Linked DNA regions of Mus musculus: regions 2 and 3 are each linked to region 1. Evidence: chromatin contacts called from ENCODE POLR2A ChIA-PET data. All regions are on one chromosome and are shown on one strand. The core of a region is the stretch at or near the end of the contact, and the rest is flanking DNA. Distances in the headings are between cores, read along the strand shown.

Region 1 (3,176 bases), core at 369-2,868:
CTTGAAACTATCCAAGGCTACCCGAGACCCTGTCTTAAAGACCCAGCCTCAAGTGGAGCAAGGTGGCACATACCTTTAACCCGGCCCAGCTCTCAGGAGGCAAAGGTAGGTGGATTTCTGAGTTTGAGACCTGCCTGCCCAACAGCCAGAGCTACAACATAAGAAGATTCTGTCTCAGAAAAAAAAAAGAAAAAGAAAAAGAAGCAAATACAACAACACCCGCAACAACAACAACACCTGCAAATCTCACAAATATTTGTTGAATGAATGACCATGGCAAAGATAGCACAGTAAGGAGACACCAGAGTCATGCAGGCGGCCCAGTGTGGCGGCCCAGGGTTGGGTGGTCTTACCGATGGTGGCAATGATGCTGGTGCTCCTAGCGGCCACAGGCTCTGAGTCGATATCCAGAAGGCAGAGGTGTTCCAGGAAGGTGTCCGCCATAGCTGCGGGCAGTTGCTGCTGCTGGAAGAAGGCAGTGCCCAGCTCCTGGGTCAGCTGGGCCACACTGGCACGTCTCAGGTATCCTGCTGGCCCTGCGGTAGATGGGGACTCAGGATCCTGCACAGACAATCGCCTATCCCCCATGTGCTTCCTGCCAGTGCACCCTGTGTCTATTCAGCCCTCCGGTCTGTGTGAGGAGGCCTTCCTTCAATCTGAGTGTCACACATTACTTTGTTTAGTCTCCAGGGTTCTATGGAGCAGGCTGTTAGATGTGCTCTTTCCCAACTTTACAAGGAAGGAAAAAGACGGAGAGAGAAAATGCACTGTCTAAGAAAAGGGCATCTTCCAAGGAAGATGATTCAAATCTAGGTCTAGCTCAAAGCTGAGTCCTTACGGACCCAGTTACCGAGACCCTCCCCCACCCCGCCCCCCAGCAGACCACTCAGCCTCAGCACCCCCAGAAGCCTCCCTCAAGTCTCAAGGCATCTCATTCTCTAGGCCTGGAATCTCTCTGTTACTTTTCCTTGTTTACTTCCTTCTAGCTCCAGGCAACTCTCTGGCTTCCCCACTTCCCTCCCCTCCAAGTTCCCTCCATCTATACAGTGCGGCTCTATCCCCTGCCTGCCCCCTTGTGGGGGAAACCCCCGTAGCTTGACCCAGCCCGGCTCAGTAGAGCACCTTCCATACTGCTGCGTACCTGCTGTGTCTGTGGGTCTGCTTTATACTCTGCCTTTGTCAGTGGGATGGGGCCTGGCACAGACGAGATCAGTCCTGGTTAAAGTATAACCAGCTAGCATCTCTCTTGCCAATGGAAGCCTTGTACACTGGGGGCCAGAGTCCAGGAACCACGGGAGTGCCCCGTGGCGTCCATGCTGCCGGATCCCCTTTGGCCTGTCTGCAGAGCCTGGATCAAAGGCTCAAATCAAATTTAACAGAGGCTGTAGTGGGCATCCTTCCCCCAAGGCCTCCACCCCCAACACTGATTCTACCCTAATTCTCCTCTCTGTTCAGTGGCTTCCCTTCCTCTTCTTACCTCCTGGAGCCCCACTTAAAGCAGACTTTGCTAAGTCTTTTTGGGACTTAAAGATCCAGGGCCAGAGCTGCTGGGGTAGCTCGTTCTCTTGGACAGACATGCTTCCAAAGTGTGGGACTGGGGCTGCAAGAACCACAGACTGGGAGGAGAGTGTACCCTAACTGCTGGTCTTATCTGCAGGAGCCAGAGAATAGAAAAGAGGCACACCCAGTAGGCAGCCCCATCCCCACACAGAGTCCCTTCTGGAGGGCTGTCGGTTGTCAGTCCCCACATCTTCCCTTCCCCTAGGTCATCCGTTTTTCCTGGTCAATTTTTAGTCCATTCATACTGTCAGTCCATCAGCTTCAATAGAGACTAGTTCATCGCCAGTGATACAATCCTTTTCTCTTTGTATTTTATTGACAAGAATCTTAGGTATATTCTCAGAGCAAGAGCTTGAATGTGGGGACTAGATTGTGGAAAAGAGGGAGGAACTTTTTTTTCTCTTCTCTTCTCTTCTCTTCTCTTCTCTTCTCTTCTCTTCTCTTCTCTTCTCTTCTCTTCTCTTCTCTTCTCTTCTCTTCCCTTCCCTTCCCTTCCCTTCCCTTCCCTTCCCTTCCCTTCCCTTCCCTTCCCTTCCCTTCCCTTCCCTTTCCTTTCCTTTCCTTTTCTCTTCTAGACAGGGTTTCTCTGTGTAGACCAGGCTGGCCTCGAACGCAGAAATCTGCTTGCCTCTGCCTCCCAAGTGCTGGGATTAAAGGCGTGCGCCACCACCACCTGGCAGAGGGGAACCCTTTGATAGACGTTAGAGGGTATCTCAGTTTCTCGCATCTGTTCCTCTGTGAATCCAAAGATGAAACTATAAACAGTTCTAGGCACTAATTGATAAACTTGTTTAGATTGATGTTGACGAACCATATTAGTAAACACAGGAAGCCTGAGCACAGGGGAGTTCTTCAGCCATCGTGGGGACATCGCACCCAACTCACTTTTTACCAAGGCACCAGGGAGAGTGACCTTGCCTTGCTGACCACCATGAGCATAAGCTGCAGTCCTGCTGTCAAAATTCCCTATAACTACCCCAACCAACAGACGGGCCACCTGGCACTTACTTTTTTTCCATATCCCAGATGACCCTAGACTGGGGATTCTCTTGACCCCATTCTTGGGTGACTTTACAAGTTCAGCAAAGTTGCTAGAACAGTGGGATTCTCTAGGAAGGCTTCCATGACACTATGACAATGACAATGGCCAGTGACAACCCTGGAGGATACAGTGGGAGTCAAGCAGATAGAAAGATGGAACCTTCGCCCTCCATGGGTTTTAATATAGTGTGTGTGGGGAAATGACAGACTACTAGCAAATAAATAAATACTTTAAACTGGGTAAGGGGTGTCAGGCATGGATCATAGGACTGGGCAGGGTGGCCGGGTGGGACAGTGGTGTATCTTAGGCACCTCTTAAATAAGATGAGGCTTTCTTTAATGTGATTATGCTTAAGCTATTAAGGATGAGAAGGCACCAGCAGGGGCTGCAGGGGCAGCAGGGGCAGCAGGGGCAGCAGAGGAAAGAGTTTCCTGTAGGTTGCATATGTCCCATAACTCTGAGGAACAAAAGCTTTTTGTGTAAGAGAAACTGGTTAGGGGGACGTGGCCATGGTAAACCTGGGCGCCTGAGCAAAGAGCCACTGGTATGGCTGCCAGGGACATAATATAATTCA
Region 2 (3,176 bases), core at 265-2,764, 41 kb before region 1:
ACTGGGATTGACAGCTCTGTGCCACGTTCCTAAGCTACTTATGTAAGTTGGGCAACTCCATCAGAGCTGCAGCAGTCCTGTGCAGCCTCTTACATCCAATGCCATCAGCAATTATCCACATCTAACTTTTCTAATTTTTAAAATTACATTTACCTATTGTGTGTGAGTTCATGTGTGTGTGTACACTCTCTCATGGTATGCACATGGAGGTCACATGACAACTTATAGGAGTTTGTTCTCGCCTTCATCACCTTCTTGGGGGACTGGCTGAAGTCAGGTTTTAGTCTAGGCTGCAAACTGAGCCTTTACCCATTAATCCATCTGACTCTTTGTTTTTTGAGGCAGGGTCTCACATGCCATCATGGTCTCCAACTTGTTACTAGCTAAGGGTGACTTCTTATACACCTGCCTCTACCTCTCAAATGCTAGGATTATATACTCGGGCCACCATACTGGGTTCATGTAGTGCTGAGGGCTAGGGTAGTGCACTTGGTAGGCAACACTCGACCAACTGAGCTACATCCCCACAGCTCCCCCACACCCTTACTTTCTTTTACTGCCCTCCTCATATGCCCTCTGATCGCACGGGTTTCTCAACTATGACTAGCCCCAACCTTGATGCTCTTCAAACAAGTCTTCCCTGGACCGACTTCTTTAACTCAAAACTAGATGACCCTTTTGTCCGAGATTAGGTTTGGCTTGGCTAACGTCTCTCGGGAAGCTAAAAGCACACCACTTCATCATTTGGTTGCATTAACAAAGTCCCCAGGATGCTCAGACAGAGCTCATGGTACACTCGGCTTTCCCTGCTCTTCTGTGCTCCCTCTAATTGCTCACCTCTCGGTTCTCAAAGGGGTTGTAGACGTCCAGCGTGGCATACTGCTGGCTGGGTCGGTGCTGGATCACAGCTGGGTCCTGAGAGCAGAGACGGGGCTCAGCGGGCAATCGGTGTCAAAGGAATTCCTAGGAACTTCCCGAAACTGCTCGTGGTTCCAAGTACTGAGCCTTTGGTGCCACGCCGTTGTTCCCAACATTTGCCTTCAAGTCTATCACTCTACATAGCTAGAACCCGCTCATTAAAGGGGCAGAGCCCGCAACCCTTTAGCTCCCCATGTTCACTGGTCTCGAGCTACCGCCACCTTCACATAGCGACACTTCTACCCTGGGTCAAAAGTCACAAATGGGAATAGCATTCCGACCCCACAGAACAGTATGCAGACTGGCCAAAGAAGGCCGGCGCAAATCACCTGAAAGGGATTGTCAAGCTCGCCGGAGTCGGGGAATGGATTCCCGGTGTCTCTGCTCTGAGCCATGTTTGCAAGTGAACCCGGCCGCCCCTGCCCTACACGCCCCTGCCCCGGCAGTACGGCGGTGGCGGCCCAAAGAACTCCCTCCGGTGTGCTTGGTCCACTCGCTTCCCTGTGCTCCAATTGGTTGAAACAACCGGAAGAGTCGCGAAGATTCCCGCAGCAGCAGTGGACTGCGCCTGCGCCTCAGTTGGGGGGGGGGGAGGAAAAAAAAACCCAAAAGCGGGAAGTACCGCACGTGATATCCCTAAGCCAGTCTCCGCAGCCCAGAGTCACACTTCCTCCACGTGACTTCCTAGCAGGCATGAACTACATATCCCAGGTAGCTTCATGTTAAGCAGCTCAGAAGGTATCTTTGCGCACAGGTTAGTGGCGGGAAGCTCAGTTTTCTTCACGGGTTTCTGGATCTATTGAAGGGCATAACTTCAAGGCTACTGTCACTATCCATTTATTTACAGGGCCAAAGCTATTTCCTGACATTCACTACTCTAGATCACACAAGTTCTACCTGATTGCATCTACTTTAATTTTTACTACCTCAGAATACAAAGTGCATATAAGTGACTCTAAGTTGGCAGGACAAAGAGGCCTTTATACCCAAATTCAGATGGCTACCAATTATTTCACTCCTTCACCCCAGTACCCTCGAACCTCAAATTCCAGGGATTGGGGGGGGTCAGATGAAGCATGTCATTTTATTTCACAAAGACTGTACAAAATCCCTTATAAAACATGGGGTAGACACCACCTGGTTACGTCATTCTGCCCCCCATCCACCTCCACATGAGGGGCAGATGAGGTTGGGAGAGTGTAAATAGTAGTATATACATGTCAGGGGTTGAATCGATAGGTACAAGTTCTGTCATATTTACACTATTCCACATATTCACAGGTACAAAGGAGCCAGGGGCTGGAGAGAGGGCAAGTTCTGCCTCTGTTCTTTTGTATAAAAAAGCACCAGTGTCCTGGATTGGACACCCACTGCTACACAAGGAGCAGGGGGCCCAAAGCCTAATTGTCACCGACTGATATCCCGACTGGAGTCCCACAACTTGGTGTTGGGTGGCTCAGTCCGAAGGCAGGCGAAGAAAGGATGCTGAAGGGCTTCACCTAAGGTCAGCCGCTTAGCAGGCTCATACTCTAGCATATTTTCAATCAGATCGAAGAGCTGGTGGTGGTCCTCTGCCTCTGAGGTCAGATACCGCTGGTGGAGGGCAGGAAGAAGGTAAGGCAATGCCTTACAAACTTCATTCTCTTTCTTTCCTTTTCAAGACAGGGTCTCACTGTGCAGTCGAGGCTGTTCTGGAGCTACGCACTGCAGCTGACTTGGAACACCTGCCTCGGCCTCACAAGAGCCTCTCGAGTGCTGGGATTGCAGGCCTGTGTCACCTACGACTCCCTGCTTCCTCTAAAGCCCCACTTTTGCTCTTTAGAAAAAGAACCAAAGTTCGGCTTGCATGGAATTTGAAAGCTACCTTATCACAACATTATGTGGTCATAATATTTCTGATATTACAGCTCAACCTACCTTCCCACTAGCACAATTAATCCTTAATATTCTGTTTTACTTGTATATACTTGTCAACCTCATGACTCTTCCTTAGCTCCACATTAAAGTGTAAAGTGTAAGCTTTTCAAAGGTAGTTTATTCTTTTCTGTCTGCTTTCCTCTGGTTGTCTATAGATGAGGTTATCTGTGAACCCTCGATCTCCTCTGTCCACCGTTGACCAAATTATCTTCTTTCAATGTTCCTCCCCCTCCTGCCCTAACCTCCACTTAGAAAATGCACTCCAGGGACCAACCACCCGAAGAAAGAAGCAACCTTTAGATGGTGGACAGTACTTCTCCCTGGCCAGGCTCACCCGCAGA
Region 3 (3,176 bases), core at 338-2,837, 43 kb after region 1:
CTTCTCCCCTGACTCAGGTACAAATCGATTGTCAAGTACAAGACGGCTTTCTACTCTTTCTACCTGCCTATTGCGGCCGCCATGTACATGGTGAGTTGGTGGCACTTCCACTGTTTTCTTTCGGGGACGCTGGGACAGGAGGGCATTTACTGTGTGACGGTGTGACCTCGGGCAAGCCCTCTGTCCCTCTGATACTGGAAAGTGGGCAGAGTTGAGGCCTGTGGATGGTACATCTGGCGGGGGGCGGAGGGGGGGCGGCAGAGCGAAATTGAGGCTGAGGCAGGAGACTAGGTGTGGAGGTGGTTTATGGGTCAGGTCTTCGTTTCATTTTGTAAGAAGTTGAAGTTGAAAGTGGAACCGTAATGGCTGCAGCTCCCAGGGGAAGATGTGTGGTCATGCTGCCTACCCTGTCTCCTACAGGCAGGCATTGATGGGGAGAAGGAACACGCCAATGCCCTGAAGATCCTGATGGAGATGGGCGAGTTCTTCCAGGTCCAGGTAGGCAGGTCCTGCAGCCCAGAGTGCATATTTTCTCTTTCCCGGCCTGGGGACCTCCTCATCTCTCCTTTATGCCTGCTGCCTAGGACGACTACCTTGATCTCTTTGGAGACCCCAGTGTGACGGGAAAGGTCGGCACTGACATCCAGGACAACAAATGCAGCTGGCTGGTGGTTCAGTGTCTGCTACGAGCCTCTCCTCAACAGCGCCAGATCTTAGAGGTGCTCGAGTGGGGCCTGGGAGTGGCATGTCCCTTTGCTAAGGGGATGGAGGAGGGGTGGTTAGGAAAGCAGGGTGATTTTGCTGTCCAGGAGACATTGGGCAACTAAGTGCAGTTTGATGTTTGTGCTGAAGGTGGCTAGCAGGCAGAACCGGGAAGGTTTTGGATAGTGCCAGACAACGCATGCTGCCCAATAACTCAGCCGTGTCAAGGCTGGGAAACCCTAGAGGAAGTAGAATCCAGAGCCAATACCTGAACTTTGGGCTCGGGAGGCAATGCTTGGTATCTTGGATCCCCAGAGAGGAGAGTTTTGCCAGTGTCTGGAGTGAATGAATGAGTTGTGAGGGCCTTTGGACCCAGCCAAGTAAAGCTGTTTTCGTGCTTCCAGGAGAATTATGGGCAGAAGGACCCAGAAAAAGTGGCTCGGGTGAAAGCACTGTATGAGGCGCTGGATCTGCAGTCTGCTTTCTTCAAGTATGAGGAAGACAGTTACAACCGCCTCAAGAGTCTCATAGAGCAGTGCTCTGCGCCCCTGCCCCCATCCATCTTCATGGAACTTGCAAACAAGATCTACAAACGGAGAAAGTGACCCCGGAATTGGAGAGGCTGGGAGGGAGGGGGTCTCAATAAATTATTGTTCAACATCCTGTGGTTTTATTCTTGTGGCAGTCAGGAGTTCAGCTTTATCCAGAATGCAGGGGTGGGAGAGGGCAGCTTGGAATCCAGGTTGGCAAAAGCATTCCTTGAGACCCAAAGCGTCTGCTTTGTAGATGGGTGACATAGGCACAACGTCAAGTGTTGCGTGGGGGTTGAGGGGCGGTCCTGAGCTATGCCACGCCCATGCGTGAAGGGGTGCGGCTGCGCAGCCACAGTGGGTTTTGCCGGTGCCCCTCCCCTCCGCTCTGTTCCCTGCTGGGCGGGGACGCAGACGAGCCCAAGGCCGGAGCGATTCCAGGAGGACTGCGGTGAGGAGGGCTCGGTCTGAGGGTGCGGATGGATGGATGGATAGATGCATGGATGGATGGATGGATTGATAGCACAGGAGAGGAGCAGTTAAAAGAATAAAGAAACGGGCGATGGCTGGGTGATGGGAGACGACACAGAGTGAATGGACAAATCTTGGCGTTGCGGTGGGTGAGGACACAGGAGGAAGGCTAGAGCTGAACAGGGACTGGGACAGATGCAGAGCTGACAGCAGAATGCTTCCCCTTGCTCCAGCCCAGACCCCTCTCCTGCGTTAACAAACCAAACCCTTCGTCTTGTTCCCCACCATCCACCTCACTAGAGCATCCGGGCGGGGTCCCCTTCCTCCCAGGGTTAGGCTGGAGGACAGAGCTTGATTAGGAAGAATCGGTGTATTCTGGGCCCTATTCTTTTTCAAGCATCGCACCCCCATATTCTGGGCCCCACTCTTTTTTCAAGCTTCGCAGCCCCACAAAGATCAGAGTACAACTGCATTCTCTGATGACCCTCCTTTCTCCGTTCCCTGGAGGTTATGTTCAGCTCCACCTGCAAATACTGCAGTGGGAACTAATGGCCTGTCCGTGGTGATTTGAATCTCATTTAAATATCTCCCAAAGCAGCCAGATCCTTCCCAGGCCTGTTCTAGTCCTCAGTCACCTCCAGTGCCCTTACCCGTGATCTAGGTTTCAACCACCCCTGTTTTCTAGGTCTGCATCTACACTGTCAGGTAGGTGGATGTGAGACGCTGGATCCTCTTGGTTCTCTGAAAGCCATACGTCGTCCTCCCTCGGCACCATGCTGTCCCCTCAGCGGGCTTTACTCTGCAACCTCAATCACATCCATCTCCAGCATGTCTCCCTAGGCCTGCACTTGTCCCGCCGTCCTGAACTACGAGAGGGGCCTCTGAGCACACCCCCGCCCCCGGGAGACACCGGGGGCAAGGAAAGCAGGGGGCCCTGCAGCGGGACCCTTGTGGATGCCAACTCCAACAGTCCAGCTGTGCCCTGTAGATGCTGCCAGGAGCACGGGTCCAGCATAGAAAATCAGCAGGACCCTTCCCAGGAGGAAGAGGCTGTTTCCCCTTCAGATCCAGGATGCTCTTCCTCTCTCAGCTCCTGCTCAGACCTTAGCCCTGATGAGTCTCCAGTGTCAGTCTACTCGCGAGACCTGCCTGGTAATGAGGATGCAAACCCTCAGCCTAGCACCTTGGAGCTGGGCTCTCCTCTGGCTCCAGCGGGCCCTAGCACCTGCTCTCCAGACAGTTTCTGTTGCTCTCCTGATTCTTGCTCTGGAATATCTTCTCCACCTGGACCTGACCTGGACTCGAACTGCAACGCCCTGACCACCTGCCAGGACCTACCTTCCCCAGGCTTGGAGGAAGAGGAAGACAGTGGGGAACAGGATCTTGCTACCTCTGAGCTCTCAGAGACCGAAGATGGGAGAATCGACGCAGGGAAAGCAGAGCCCAGTTGGAAAATTAACCCCATTTGGAAAA

Evidence for each region. ChIA-PET counts read pairs that join two places held with the same protein, here RNA polymerase II (POLR2A).
Region 2: POLR2A ChIA-PET joins it to region 1 with 12 read pairs in Patski. The contact joins the promoter of Scamp3 here to the promoter of Pklr in region 1. POLR2A ChIA-PET finds 5 or more read pairs at or near these places in 3 of 5 experiments (Patski and embryonic stem cell).
Region 3: POLR2A ChIA-PET joins it to region 1 with 15 read pairs in Patski. The contact joins the promoter of Rusc1 here to the promoter of Pklr in region 1. POLR2A ChIA-PET finds 5 or more read pairs at or near these places in 3 of 5 experiments (Patski and embryonic stem cell).

Annotation. Positions count from the first base shown.
Region 1 is chr3:89,134,584-89,137,759 of GRCm38, reverse strand. It overlaps Pklr (pyruvate kinase liver and red blood cell), which reads right to left and starts at 1,618. Exons shown (of 11, transcript NM_013631.2): 1 at 1,478-1,618; 2 at 354-536. The coding sequence starts at 1,577.
Region 2 is chr3:89,175,729-89,178,904 of GRCm38, reverse strand. It overlaps Scamp3 (secretory carrier membrane protein 3), which reads right to left and starts at 1,514. Exons shown (of 9, transcript NM_011886.3): 1 at 1,248-1,514; 2 at 838-915. The coding sequence starts at 1,313. It overlaps Gm45927 (predicted gene, 45927), which reads right to left. Exons shown (of 19, transcript NM_001310017.1): 11 at 3,170-3,176; 12 at 838-915. It overlaps Clk2 (CDC-like kinase 2), which reads right to left. Exons shown (of 13, transcript NM_007712.4): 12 at 3,170-3,176; 13 at 1,818-2,511. The coding sequence ends at 2,326.
Region 3 is chr3:89,091,774-89,094,949 of GRCm38, reverse strand. Rusc1 (RUN and SH3 domain containing 1) reads left to right here and starts at 1,587. Exons shown (of 11, transcript NM_028188.2): 1 at 1,587-1,683; 2 at 2,389-3,176. The coding sequence starts at 2,477. It overlaps Fdps (farnesyl diphosphate synthetase), which reads left to right. Exons shown (of 10, transcript NM_134469.4): 7 at 18-90; 8 at 421-498; 9 at 585-719; 10 at 1,107-1,362. The coding sequence ends at 1,307.